Linked DNA regions of Mus musculus: region 1 is linked to region 2. Evidence: chromatin loops called from intact Hi-C (ENCODE). Cell type or tissue: heart. All regions are shown on one strand. Links, peaks and the distances in the headings refer to the core of each region. The heading gives the core; the rest is flanking DNA.

Evidence for each region. A loop is a pair of places that touch in the nucleus more often than their neighbours do. Peaks named below come from ENCODE experiments on the same cell type or tissue, not always from the same donor. Only the 100,000 strongest peaks of a DNase experiment are listed, where the experiment ranks them.
Region 1: it touches region 2 in a loop (10-fold over the local background); 3 of 42 quality-filtered maps call a loop at or near these places.

The regions. Positions count from the first base shown.
Region 1 is chr8:128,110,356-128,116,720 of GRCm38, reverse strand. No RefSeq gene overlaps it. Among named protein-coding and RNA genes, the nearest start is that of Mir21c, 160 kb to the left of the region's middle. In heart, for the core only: no CTCF peak of the experiment used is centred there; a DNase peak (open chromatin) is centred at 3,330; H3K27ac peaks cover 2,037 bases.
Region 2 is chr8:128,217,041-128,223,405 of GRCm38, reverse strand. All of the region lies in intron 1 of A930035F09Rik (a long non-coding RNA gene), which reads left to right. Among named protein-coding and RNA genes, the nearest start is that of Mir21c, 58 kb to the left of the region's middle. In heart, for the core only: no CTCF peak of the experiment used is centred there; a DNase peak (open chromatin) is centred at 3,665; H3K27ac peaks cover 1,943 bases.

The DNA.
Region 1 (6,365 bases), core at 483-5,482, 110 kb after region 2:
TAGAAAGCTCCTTACAGACACACCCAGAGGTGTGTCTCCTAGATGATTCTACATCCTGTCAGTGAATGGTCACAGTGAGGGTTCCATGCTTTTTAATGGACCTCATCCCCCCCCCCACAACATTTATTTTATAGCAAATACCTGGGCAAGAGAGTGCTGAGATTACCCACAGTACCCTTAGGATGAGCTTACCCCAGACCCATGGGTGCAATGTGTGCCTCTGGGGCTAGGCTGTACTTCACGGGACAAGGTGGGCAGCACAGGCATTGTGGGGACCACATTATTCTGCAGCAAAAGCAGTACAGCTCCCAGAGTGCTGCTGAAGCTGAACCCCCAAGACTGGAGGCAGTACCCCAAGATGGGAAGCAGTACCCTCAAAATGGGAAGCAGTGCCCCTCTTGACTTCTAGGTCTTGTCTCTCTTATTACTTCTCCTCCACTGCCCCAGCCTGTGCTGGGTCAGAGCAATTGTGTAAAAAGATGACTTCTGTCATTTCAGCATCCAGCAGCCTGAATAGTGCTCATCTCGGTATGATCAGAAAAACAAGTCCAACCCACAGAATAGACCATGAACATACTAATCAGAAAAGCAATTTCCACCTGGGCCAAGAGGCACTGGGGAGTACAAACACTATGCCATTTTCGGACAATTAGAGATAGTTGCACTCTTTCCTCTGTGTGTGTTAAATTGTGTGTGTGTGTGTGTGTGTGTGTGTGTGCAGCACAGGAAGAAAAATGGAGTGAGAAGGAGAAAAAGCCCCATGACCTTTTTTTTAGGCAGCATCTCCTTCAATATGAGCAAAGTGACCTGGTCCATTCATGTCATGTCTTCTTACTGTTCCTGATCATGGCAATGAATATGTTTCCCCTTTCACCTAACAGGCACCTGTTAGGTTCTGAAGGTACGTGTCTTTCCATGGAGGCTGCCCAGATACATTTACCCTTGTTGGGGGAGATGTTCAGGTTTTAAAATTTGATTCATCCCCTGGTCTAGGGCTCGATGTTAACCTGAGGTGGGATCGGTTGGTGTGATTTTTCCATGGAGTGATCCTGGGTGGCAAAAGTTGGATTTTTCTTCATACATAAACACATCGGCTGCTCAGGGCACATGCTTCATGATCAGGACTCTGAGCAAGGACCCAGCTCTCTCCCCCAGTTACTTTGTCAGCTGTTTCATAATGGGTTGTCATCTCTCTGCTATTACTTGTCCTTGATGGGCAGTGGGCTTTTAAAATCAGATTTGCTTCCAAACAACTGAAGGTAAAGTGGAATGACCATGTGAAGGGTTAATATGGATTGCTAACAGGAGAGGTTTTGTGATTTCAGATGACCTTTTTAACTTTCTTAGTCTTGAAGTAGAGGAACAGACAGGGGATACAAAGTAGCAATCCAAGAGCCCTTGTGGTAACCAGGGCAATTGCTTTCCTTCCTCCTTTCCTGGCTTTTATTTAATGGATTCTCTCAATACCAAGGTGTCCTAAAGCTCTTCCTTAAGTTAGAAGTGGGAAAGATGCCAGGAAGGGCCCATAGGATGTGCCCTGATTTCAGAGACTCCAGGGACCAAAAGAAACAAAAATTCAACTTTAGGAATAAACGGGAACTTTATATAGATTCCTTAAGAGATTTCAAATACTATCAACACTGCCAATGGCAGAAGAGACAAGAACTACTAAGGCAGAGTTCTACGCACCTGGGAGTTTGGAAGGAACATTTAGAGGATCAAGCCCCTGTCAGAGAGTATGTGAAGCATTCCTGGCACAACCAGGTTATCTGTCATCTTGACAGCTAGACAAAGAAGTCATTTTTGTTCTTTTAAAGAACAAACAGCATTGGGGCTGGGTGTGGTGGCCTGTGACTTTAGTCCTAGGACTCTGAGGCAGAGGCAAGCAGTTATCTGTGAGTTTCAGGCTGCTTCCTTCTATATAGTGAGTTCCAGCCCAGCTAGGGATACAGAGTAAGATCTTATCTCAGAGGCAAAACAAAACAAAAACTAAACCAAGACAATTATCATTTGAAGTTTATACATTGGGGAAAAAGAAGAAAGAAAAAAAACCAACCCACTGGGCCTTGAGGTAGATGAACATATTTCTTTCAACAAAGTTGTCAGGCTATGATGAGGGGTCTTAGTCAGGGTTTCTATTCCTGCACAAAACATCATGACCAAGAAGCAAGTTGGGGAGGAAAGGTTTTATTAAGCTTATACTTCCACACTGTTGTTTGTTCATCACCATAGGAAGTCAGGACAGGACTTCACACAGGGTGAGAACCTGGAGGCAAGAGCTGATACAGAGGCTGTGGAGGGGTGCAGCTTACTGGCTTGCTTCCTCTGGCGTGCTCAGCCTGCTTTATATCTTTTTTTTTAATTTTTTTATTAGATATTTTCTTCATTTACATTTCAAATGCTATCCCAAAAGTCCCCTATACCCTCTCCCCATGCTGCTCCCCTACCCACCCACTCCCACTTCTTGGCCCTGTCGTTCCCCTGTACTGGGGCATATAAAGTTTTCAGCCTGCTTTCTTATAGAACCCAGGACCACCAGCCCAGGAGTGGCACCACCCACAAAGGGCTGGGCCCTCCCTGCCTTGATCACTAATTGAGAAAATGCTATACAGCTGGATATCATGGAGGCATTTCCTCAAGGGAGGCTCCTTTCTCTGTGATAACTCCAGCTTGGGTCAAGTTGACATGGGGCTAGAGATGGCACCATAGATGGTGAAGATCAGAATGTTTTCAAGGATGGATAGGAGATTGAGACCTCTGCTCTGTGTTTCCAGGGCCCTATATATCGTATAGGAAATACAAGGTATATATAGTTTAAGGAGAAGATCACTAAATACGAGCTAAGTGAGACTGTAGAGCAGACTTAGTCATTAAAGTGCTTACCATACAAGCATGAGGACCTGGGTTCAAACCCCCTAGAACTCTTGTAAAAATAAACAAACAAAAAACAGACATAAGGTACACAGCTGTAACCCCAATGCTGAGTAGGTGAACACAGTAGGATCCCTGGGTCAGCCAGCTCAGCTTACTTGGTGATGTCTAGGCCTTGTCTAGAAAAATAGAGGCAACAGCCAAAGTTGACAATCACATACACACACAAACACATAGAACAGGTCACCCATACACAGACATGACCCACCCCCTCCACAGACACTCATAAAAAGAATTTTTTTCAATTAGCTAAGCATTTCCAGTCATCTTCACTCTGAGTCTTGACAAAGCAACATAGGGAAGGACATACTGACCTTGCTGGCTGGAACCTTTGGCTCCAGTCAGATTGGTGAGGCTGCTGAAGGCTGTCAGTGAACACCCTGCAATCAGGACTTGGCACAGAGGCTGTGAGTATGAGATTTGTCTCTGACCCTCTGTGAGCCAGTGCCAGATATTAATGAGTCATCTCCTGGGTCCATGCTCAGTATCTGTGGTGAGCATTCCTAGCATTCAACTTTGGTTTCATTCCAGTTATTTCAGACAAGTCCCACTTTGCATGATAGATGTACTCTTTGCTTTCATGAGCTTCAGGTGCGTGGGAAGGAAACCACAGCAAAGAAATCCAGCAGGAAGTTCCTTTCAGAAAGATCCATGTACCACCTTGGATGATGGCTTCTGAAAGCCTGAATCCCTAAGTGTTCTGAGTTCATCCGCTTACTGTTTGCCAAGTCGCTGAAGGGCAGTAACTTGGCAGGTGTTATTTTACAAGTGTAGTTTTACATTTGGCTGTCTCTAGATGAATGAGTCTTTAATTTTCACTGGGCAAGGTCATCATCAGAAAGGTGGATTCTGCATCTGACACTGCTCATTTGGGAAACAACACTGAGAAATGTGCAGTTTCCCTCCTCCTGCAGAGTGTTCTTGCTTGGAGGCAGATCAGGAAGGGAACCGGTTGATTTAGCTATTTGGGTAAAGATACTGCCCATCATTTAAGGGAAATGAGTAAAAGACAAATGTGTAGCCATAAATAGAATGCCTTGACCTGCATAGCTTAGGGATTGATCCTGCTTGGGGCTACAAGGGACTGAAGGAAGGTTAGACACGGACCTATATAGAGAAACTCTGGGATTGGGTGTGCCATGCAACTGATGGGGATGTACCAGTAATCCAGAAACTCAGTCCAATTACCAGAGCTAAAAGGCAGGTTTACTGCATGCAGCAGGGAAGGGGAGAAATGTAGCTAATCTCAGTAAGAGGTCTCTTAGGGGGGCAGTTCCAAGTTACAGTCACTTGGGAGGAGAAAGCTGTAGTTGATAGTTTCTGCGTTCACTGGTTTTAGATAAAAATCAGTCATTCATAACATCTAAATTGGGACAAGAGGAAAACGTTGTTATTCCCTCTGATCCTGACCCAGGGAAGGAAGGCCTTACTAGTCCCATGGGTCTGAGACACTGGGTTCTTGACATGGCCATGCTCATGTTAGCAAAACACATTTATTTACTCAGGACTTCATTGGCTCCCAACATTAGAAACTTTTATAGTTTTTTTTTAACCTTCTGGGTCTACGAATAGATTGAGAAAGAAAGGCATTCTAAATGCCATTAAACTATTTAATATAATTATACACATAATGCTATATATTAATATGTAAATAGATGTACTTATATATGTAGACACACTGTATATATGTATATATATATATATATATATATATGCATACATATATATGGAGAGAGAGAGAATGCAATCCAAAATGGTCTTGAACTCAAAATAATCATTTCTCATCTCCACAAATGCTAGAATTATGGGTGTGTACCACTACATTCAACTACTTACAATATTTATTAATTTTAAAGTAATAGCATTTATTGAACACTTATGAATTTGTCATACTAGGTGTATTTCAAAGAAGGCCTGCTTTATTACCTCTGTTTTGTGTGTACATGTGTGCTGGTGCATAAGTATGTGTGCACATCTGTGTGTGTCTGTGTGTGTATGTGTGTGTATGTGTGTATATCTGTGTATGTTTGTGTTTGTCTGTGTGTGTCTGTGTGTGTTTGTATATGTGTGTGTATCTGTGTGTTAAGGCTAGAAAACAAACTCACATGTCTTTCCTTAGATGCCATCTACCTTTACTGTTGAGACCATCTCATACTGGGATCTGGAGCTTGCTAACAAGGAAAGGTTGTTTGGTGGGTGAGTCCCAGAGATCCCTCTGTTTCCAGATTCCCAGTCTTGTGAATATAATTGTACACTCCACATTCAACATTTTACGTGGGTTTGGAAGACCAATCTCCAGTCTTCAGGCATACAAGACAATCACTTTGCCAATTGAGCTCTCCTTGCCTCTGTACCCCCCCTCTCCACCCCCTCCCCCATCCATGTTGCTTCCGTTTTACAGATAATGAAAGTTAAAGCTATGGGATGGAAAGTGGAAGCTGTGAAACTACCTGACCAAGGAAAGCCACGCACTAAATATGACAGAACCAAAGTCAGAACTGAAACTGAGAACTGCCTGGTGCCAAGGACAAACTGCCTATTCCTATTCACATTTTCTCTCTTGTGTAGAAGACCAGCAGAAGGATGTCTGCAGTTGCTACAGAGCTTTTCCTAAAGCCCAGATCCTCTGACCCTGGTTCTCAAGCTGAGCATTAGATGTGTCCAGCCTTGATACCACATGGCTTGAGCATTTGAAACATGTCTAATTTTGTATGTTTTAATAGGAATTATTTTATTGTGTGTCCAAACAATGAATTTCTGCAGATTTTTCTTTGTGTCCATACAGTTACAACTTATAACAAGTCTCTCTCTCTCTCTCTCTCTCTCTCTCTCTCTCTCTCTCTGTGTGTGTGTGTGTGTGTGTGTGTGTGTGTTAATCAGCTATCCTAACTGCCATCTGAGCAGCAGTACTAAGAGGAATGGCAGGGTTTTGACAAGACAGAAGGGTAGATTCTCTCCCTTCCCCTCCCAACCACCTTTCTAAAATATTGAGATTCATGGCTTTGAATTAAAGAATTATATCATATCAAATCAAGGTGTCATTTGAATGTGAAATACCCTCTGTAGACTCCTATGTTTGAACACTTGATCCTTACCTGATGGTCCAAAGGTTTCTGGTTGTGGCTCCATAGGAGGTATAGCATTCCTAAAGGTATTGAGTCACTGGAGGCAGGCCTTGAGATTTTATGTCTCAGCCTCACATCTTCCTGTCAGTTTAATATAATCACATACCTTACTCCCCTACCCAGTCTTCCCTGCCATGATGGACTGATTTCTTTCTTAAACTGTGAGCCAGAATAAATCATTCTATCCTGCTGTTTCCTGTCAGGTGTTTGGTTACAGCAATGAGATAAACAACTAATACAGCCAGTTAGAGCAGAGGTGTAGTATGGTGCACTGTCTAGTCAAAGTCTTGGTTCTATATATGGAACCAG
Region 2 (6,365 bases), core at 837-5,836:
TTATAAACATTAAAGTACTTCTATTCATATGTTACCCTGAGAAGGTACTGCTTTAACCATCAAGGAAGCATAAAACAAACCACAATGAGATACCATGTTACCATGGTTAAAATTGCAAAACAATTGCACAAGCACTATAAATAGCCAGTGAGGATGTAAGAGGGTAGAACATTACAATTGTGTGGAAGTCCTGAAAATGGCCAAAATCAAATCCATCTTACCCTCCAGCCACTTCACTCCTGAATATATTCCCAAAGGAAATGAAACCAGCACCCCAAAGAGGACTGCATATCTAGGTGTTTCCGTGCATAGTAGCCTAGATACAGAATCAGTCAAAATGCCTGGAAAGAGATGAATGAATACATAAAATATGGCATACAGACACAGTGGGCTATTACCCAACTATAGAAAAGGACAGAATCCTGCATTTACAGAAAATGGATGGAAGTGAAGATTATTATGTCAAATGAAATAAGCCTGAGAGATAGATGGGCACTATACACTCAGCTGAATATGGGATGGACGCTGAAAACATGAACCTGAATGCAGAATAGTGACAATAGGAAGTTTGGAAGAGACTTAAGGATGAGGAATAGCTGAAAAGTTACACAAGCTGATCTCATGGAAATACCACACTGACTCCTCACTAATAAGTGGCACTAATTAATCAACAAAAAAAGAAAGAAAGAAAGAAAGAAAGAAAGAGAGAGAGAGAGAGAAGGAAGAAAGGAAGAAAGGAAGAAAGGAAGAAAGAAAGAAAGAAAGAAAGAAAGAAAGAAAGAAAGAAAGAAAGGAAGGAAGGAAGGAAGGAAGGAAGAGAGAGAGGAAGAAAGGAAGGAAGAAAGAAAGGTGAGCACAGAATCTTGTTACAGAAGCTGTTCTGTATCCTTCCTCCCCTCTTAAAATCTTATTTCAAATAAGTTTGGTCCTTTTACATAGAGTATTTTGGGACCTCCTGTGCACTCCATCGCTTTGAGGTTTCTCTGCTGTTGAATATATGTTTTCAAATTGTGTTATTATGCAGCACACTTTGGTGATTGTCTTTGCTCTTAGATACGTGCTTACATTGTTGATTGTGTTTGTTTGTGGTCATAAAAGCTACATGATATAAGGGTTTGTACTGTAAAGGCTTTTATACGTTTTCATTTTTAAGCTGTCTCCTCCTCATCTTCTTGCTCCTCTCTCACTCTGAAGGTCCCTTTATCTTGACTTTCAATATAAAAATTAGAGATGACTCAGTGGACTTGGAGCCAGCTTGGGAAAGATCAAAATGCCAAAAACTTAATTTTGTAAAACAACTCTGTCTCCTTCAAAGTTGGACCCACTCCTGTTTTAACCTCCATTCAATGTCTGACTACCAGGCTCAGACACTGATGCCAGAGAACCCATCTCAATCATAGCACACCCTGGGTGTTCACAGGGCCTGAGTGAATTGAAGGTTACCTGTGATGAGCACAGAACCTAATTCTCCAAAGTCACCATTCCCCTCCCCTTGAAACTTGTGGTGCTTGTGGGACTCTGACTGCATCAACCAGACATTCTGATTAAAATCTAATTATTTAAAAAGCCACCAGATATGTGTTGCTTGAAAATAGGAGGGACAGAGGAAGGGACAGAGAAGGTACAAAGCACACTGATATACCTACATGTATATCTACATCTATCTATCTATCTATCTATCTATCTATCTATCTATCTATCTATCTTTAACCTGGAATAAACTTTCTTAAATCATTACCTAAAGGGCTTTGTCACAAAATTTGCTACATCAACTTTTGGTACGGTAACAAAATGTTTCTATTTTATTTTATAAATAAAATGAGGTAAAACCTAGCTTGTTTCAAGTAAGTATGGGATATTTTAGAATTATTGTGCCATATTATATAATAAGTGATACATAAATGTTCATGGTCTGGGGGAAACTCAGTCTGTAAAGCATGGGGCCTGGACTTTGATTCCCCAGAACCCACATAAAAAACCTAAGCCTGACCATAAGTCTCTATGATCCCTGTGCTGGGAAGTTGGAAGCCTGGAGATCCCTGGGGTAAGCTCAGTGAGATACCTTATCTAAAAACATATGGTGGACATCAATTGAGTAAGACATCCAAAGTTTACCTCTGGTCTTACCGCATCCCTATCCCACATATATAAATGCATGAGAGTTCAAAAAGCCTTTTTATCTTAACATTTCTTCTGTATATGTATTTGCATGTAATATATGCATGAGTACATATTTGTGTGTGTACATGCATATACAGATATATGTGTGTGCGTGTACATGGGATGGTGTCAGAGGTTTGTATTAACCATTTTCTTAATAGAAACAAAAACTTTCAGTTTTTGAGCTACCAATTGCCTAGTTTGGCTCATCAGCAAGTTCTAGGGAATCAACCTATCTCTGCCCCACCCCACCAGTATGGTTATAGGTGTTATAGGTGCACACCACTATGCCCAGCTTCTAGTGGGTGCTAGGGATTCAAATTAGGTAATTATGCTGGCATACCATGCACTTTACCAACTGAGCATCCTTCCAGTTCTCCCAGCCCTGGCAAAAATCAAAAACCAAAAACCAAAACCAACAACATCAAGAAAAAAAAAAGTGGGATAATAACATAGGTTTTCTTTCTTTTCATTAGTGCCCCGAGCAGGCTGTATAGGGTTATAAAGTCTTAAGTTAATGAACTTAAGTGAGATACCTTATCTAAAAACATATGGTGGACATGACCAGAGGCCATTGTAACATTTCCAGATGGGAGAAGAGAGCCAGGTACGACTGTTCTGGAAAGGTCATAAGCCTGTGTATAGAAGAGAATTAAAAGTGCAGTTCTGAATGACCAACACACAATGCTTTTGTGGTAGTTTTCTGAAGAGAATGTTGGATCAATATAAAACCATGTCCAATTGGCAGTGATGTCTAAAATAACTTCAGATCTGGCTTCAGAAAGAGCTAGGAGAGAAAAAAGAATTACACAAAGAAGCATGTGGGCAACAAGAAATTTGTCTTTCATAGAACAATCTTGATAACAGATAATTCATTCACAGAAGCTCCTGAAAGTATTCAGCATGCTTGTGACAGAAGTCTAGAATAATGAGAAAAGGGTGCATGTCTCAATTCAGTCTAAGACATATCATTCTGAGGGCTGGGAAGACGGCTGTCAGTAAAGAGTTTGTCTTACAAGCATAGGACTTGAATATGATCTTCAGAACCCATGTTGAAATGTTGGTCACATATGCTTGAAACCTTGGTGCTAAGAAGAAGAGACAGGTAGATCCCGGTGGCCTGATTGCCAGGAAGCCTAGACGACTTGTAGTGTTCCAGACCGAGATTGGCAGCACTAAAGGAATCATACCCAGGGATGGTCTCCGGCTACCACATGTATGCAAACAAACGTACATGCAAACGTACATGCACACATTCATGCACACACACGCACACACACACTCTTACCATTTGACATAAGAGCTTGTAGTTGTATGAATTTTATAAGCCATGAACATGACTGTCTCTTCATTTACTAGGATTTATGCAGTAACTAGAGCACTATTAAAGACAATCTCTGAAGGTCAGAACAATGTGAACAGCCTGGATGTGTGCACTGTCAGCTGAATAAGCCATGGGGCTGAAGGGATAGGCCTGGAATTCTTCCACAGAGTAGGCCTGGCAAATTCCCATGAAATTAGGTCACTAGGCAAGTGTCCCAGGGCTGGCAGCATACTTAGGATTCTTACCTAATCTCCCTTCTAAGTGTATTTTTTAAGAGTCTTTAGCACTTAGAAATTTTGCTAAGGTAGTATCTGAAATAGCAGAATGGTCTGGAAGTACATCAGATGAATGCTAAGTCTGAAGAATACAGATTAGAAAGCCCAAAGAAGGAAGAGGGAAGCTTAGACATAGAGACTCCAGGGTAAGGACTATTCCATTAACAAGCATTTACCACAAATGTTCAATATGTCCAATAGTCCAGTGTCTCTGTAAGTCAGGAAGTAGAAGTCCTAGGTTGGGTTTCCATTCATTGGAAATTTGGTAACAGCCCAAATAGGGCAAATGCACCATTTTAACCCACACCTCCCCTCTGATGCTCTTCAGAAAGATGACCTTGACTCTGGATGCAATAAGTCTGGAAGCACTGGCCTACCATACTGAATTACAAGGTTTACTCTCTTCTGGCATCTCAGAGTTCCAATTCTGTTTTTAGATTCCTCTTTCCTGGCACCTTTGCTTTTAAATTTCTCTGAACAAATACCCACTTGAGTGCTCTTGGAGATCCAATAGTGGTTCTTAATCAACAGAACGTTAAGGTCAAGTGTTTGGAACTTAAAGAATTCTCCTTTATCTTAGTATGTAGTTATTCCCCATGTAGCCAGTAACAATACAACTTCCCGGGGAATAGTTAGAACCTCCAGTCACTGTCTGAAGTTCCTGACAGGGTGAGAAGGTAGTCCTTTGCCTCTGTGTGCCTCACTGAAAAGGTGACACATGCTCATAGAACACTCATAAAAAGATAACATCTTAGACTCAGAGTCTGACAATGTGGGCTTTTTAAATTTTTTTTCAAAAGGAAGTATTAGGCACTGGCCACTCTCAACTAACAGGTTAAAATTATGTGTTAGAGGGATGTCTGCCTCCTGATGGGGACACCACGATGTTACATGTACCCTCCTTTAGCTTCAATTCACTGACAGCAGAATTTTCTGTTTCTTATTAATTTTATCATCTTCTAATAGTGAGGAATTGCTCATGTCACATTGTAAACCTAATTATTTGAAAAAGGATGTTATATCACATGTGGCTGACTGCTTATCTGTAATGTGCAGAAATACTAATCTTATTTGGAAATAACCACAAGGATCTGCTAAATTATGGATAAAGTCTGAATCACTTTATGCCTAATTATAAAAATAATGAGTAAAATATCAAAGAAATTTGTTTGGGGAATTCTAGTGAGAGAAAGAAGCACTAATAATTTTCCTAATAGGACTTTGGAAATAACTATACTCCCAGTTTTATAGGAAAATAGTTTCATTATTATTAATGTTTTTAATTCCCAAAAGTTAGTTGTGATTTTTTTTCTTTACATAAGCTTGCTTGGAAAACAGACAAAATGATATCATTATTATGTGAATTTTATTGTCTCTCTATGAAAGCAAATATAAACAGAAAGATTAATTTCAGATAAAGATAAAGACATCTTTGCAACTAAACAGTCCTTGGCAAATGAGTTTAATTTCCTGGGACTTGATGTCTGCATCTATAAAATAAAGAGACTGGGATTAGATCACCCCTGATGGGAATCCTGAGGGTGTGTGTTCCTCAGTCAGAGGGATCTGCACGTCTCTATACTCACTGCCCTATGGAAGACTCCTGGGAAGGCTGTGCATTGGGGGGCTTCACCTCTGCTGATGTCAAATGGTCCCAGTTGATTTAGATACAGAATTACCCTCTGGCTGCTTTATTTGACTAAGTCAAAATAGCCACAGTTTTGGTGAGTGCTGGCTGGAAGGATAGTAAGTGCCCCAGTCCCCATAGCGAGTTGTTTTGTGTGCTTCAGACAAGACAGTGAAGAGCTAAGCCTGGTGTCCTTTCCTCTCCTTTCTCCTTCACCCCAACTAGCCTCAAACTCACTGTATGGCTGAGGATGATCTTGAACTCCAGATCCTCTGACCTCTGCCTTCCCACACAGATATTCATCACTAAGCTTTAGTAGGGGCTTTATGCATGCTGGACAAGAATCTACTCAGCTACTTCTCTAGCCCTCATTTCCCCTTAAACAAATATTAGAATCCCGTATCTTCATAAATCCGTTGTGCTTTCTCATGTCTTAAGATACCCAGATTTTTAGCTTCCACAAACATTGAAAGTCACAAATGCCATGAACATTTAAAGGACCATAAGTTAAACCTACCTACAACTCATGTGCCACTTAGGGACAAGTCTTTTTAAATTAATAAACAAATCCCAAGGGCACAAAAGGGACAGATGACCAGAACTCTAGTCTAGACTTTCTCATGCTTCATTAACTGTCACAGATCACTAACCACATTTACTCTTCAAGCACTGACAATTGTCACCTCGCACATGGTGGCACACATGCTGAAGAATGAAAGAAAGCCACTCATTTAAGTTACAGTTGAGACATAAAATGGGTGTTGTAGGAGTTGATGCTGATGCTAAGGTCCTGTTCACCAATTGGTTCTTGATCCATCAGTAAAGGAAGAAGAGACCAGTGACTAAGAACAGGGCGGGACCCTTAGAGTTGGCAGAATTGAGGGAGCTGGGGAAGAAGAAGGAGGTAGTAGCTGCAGGAGATAAAGCCATCTACATTTTTGGTTTGAGTGGCCAATGGCTACTCTATTCAATTATGTCT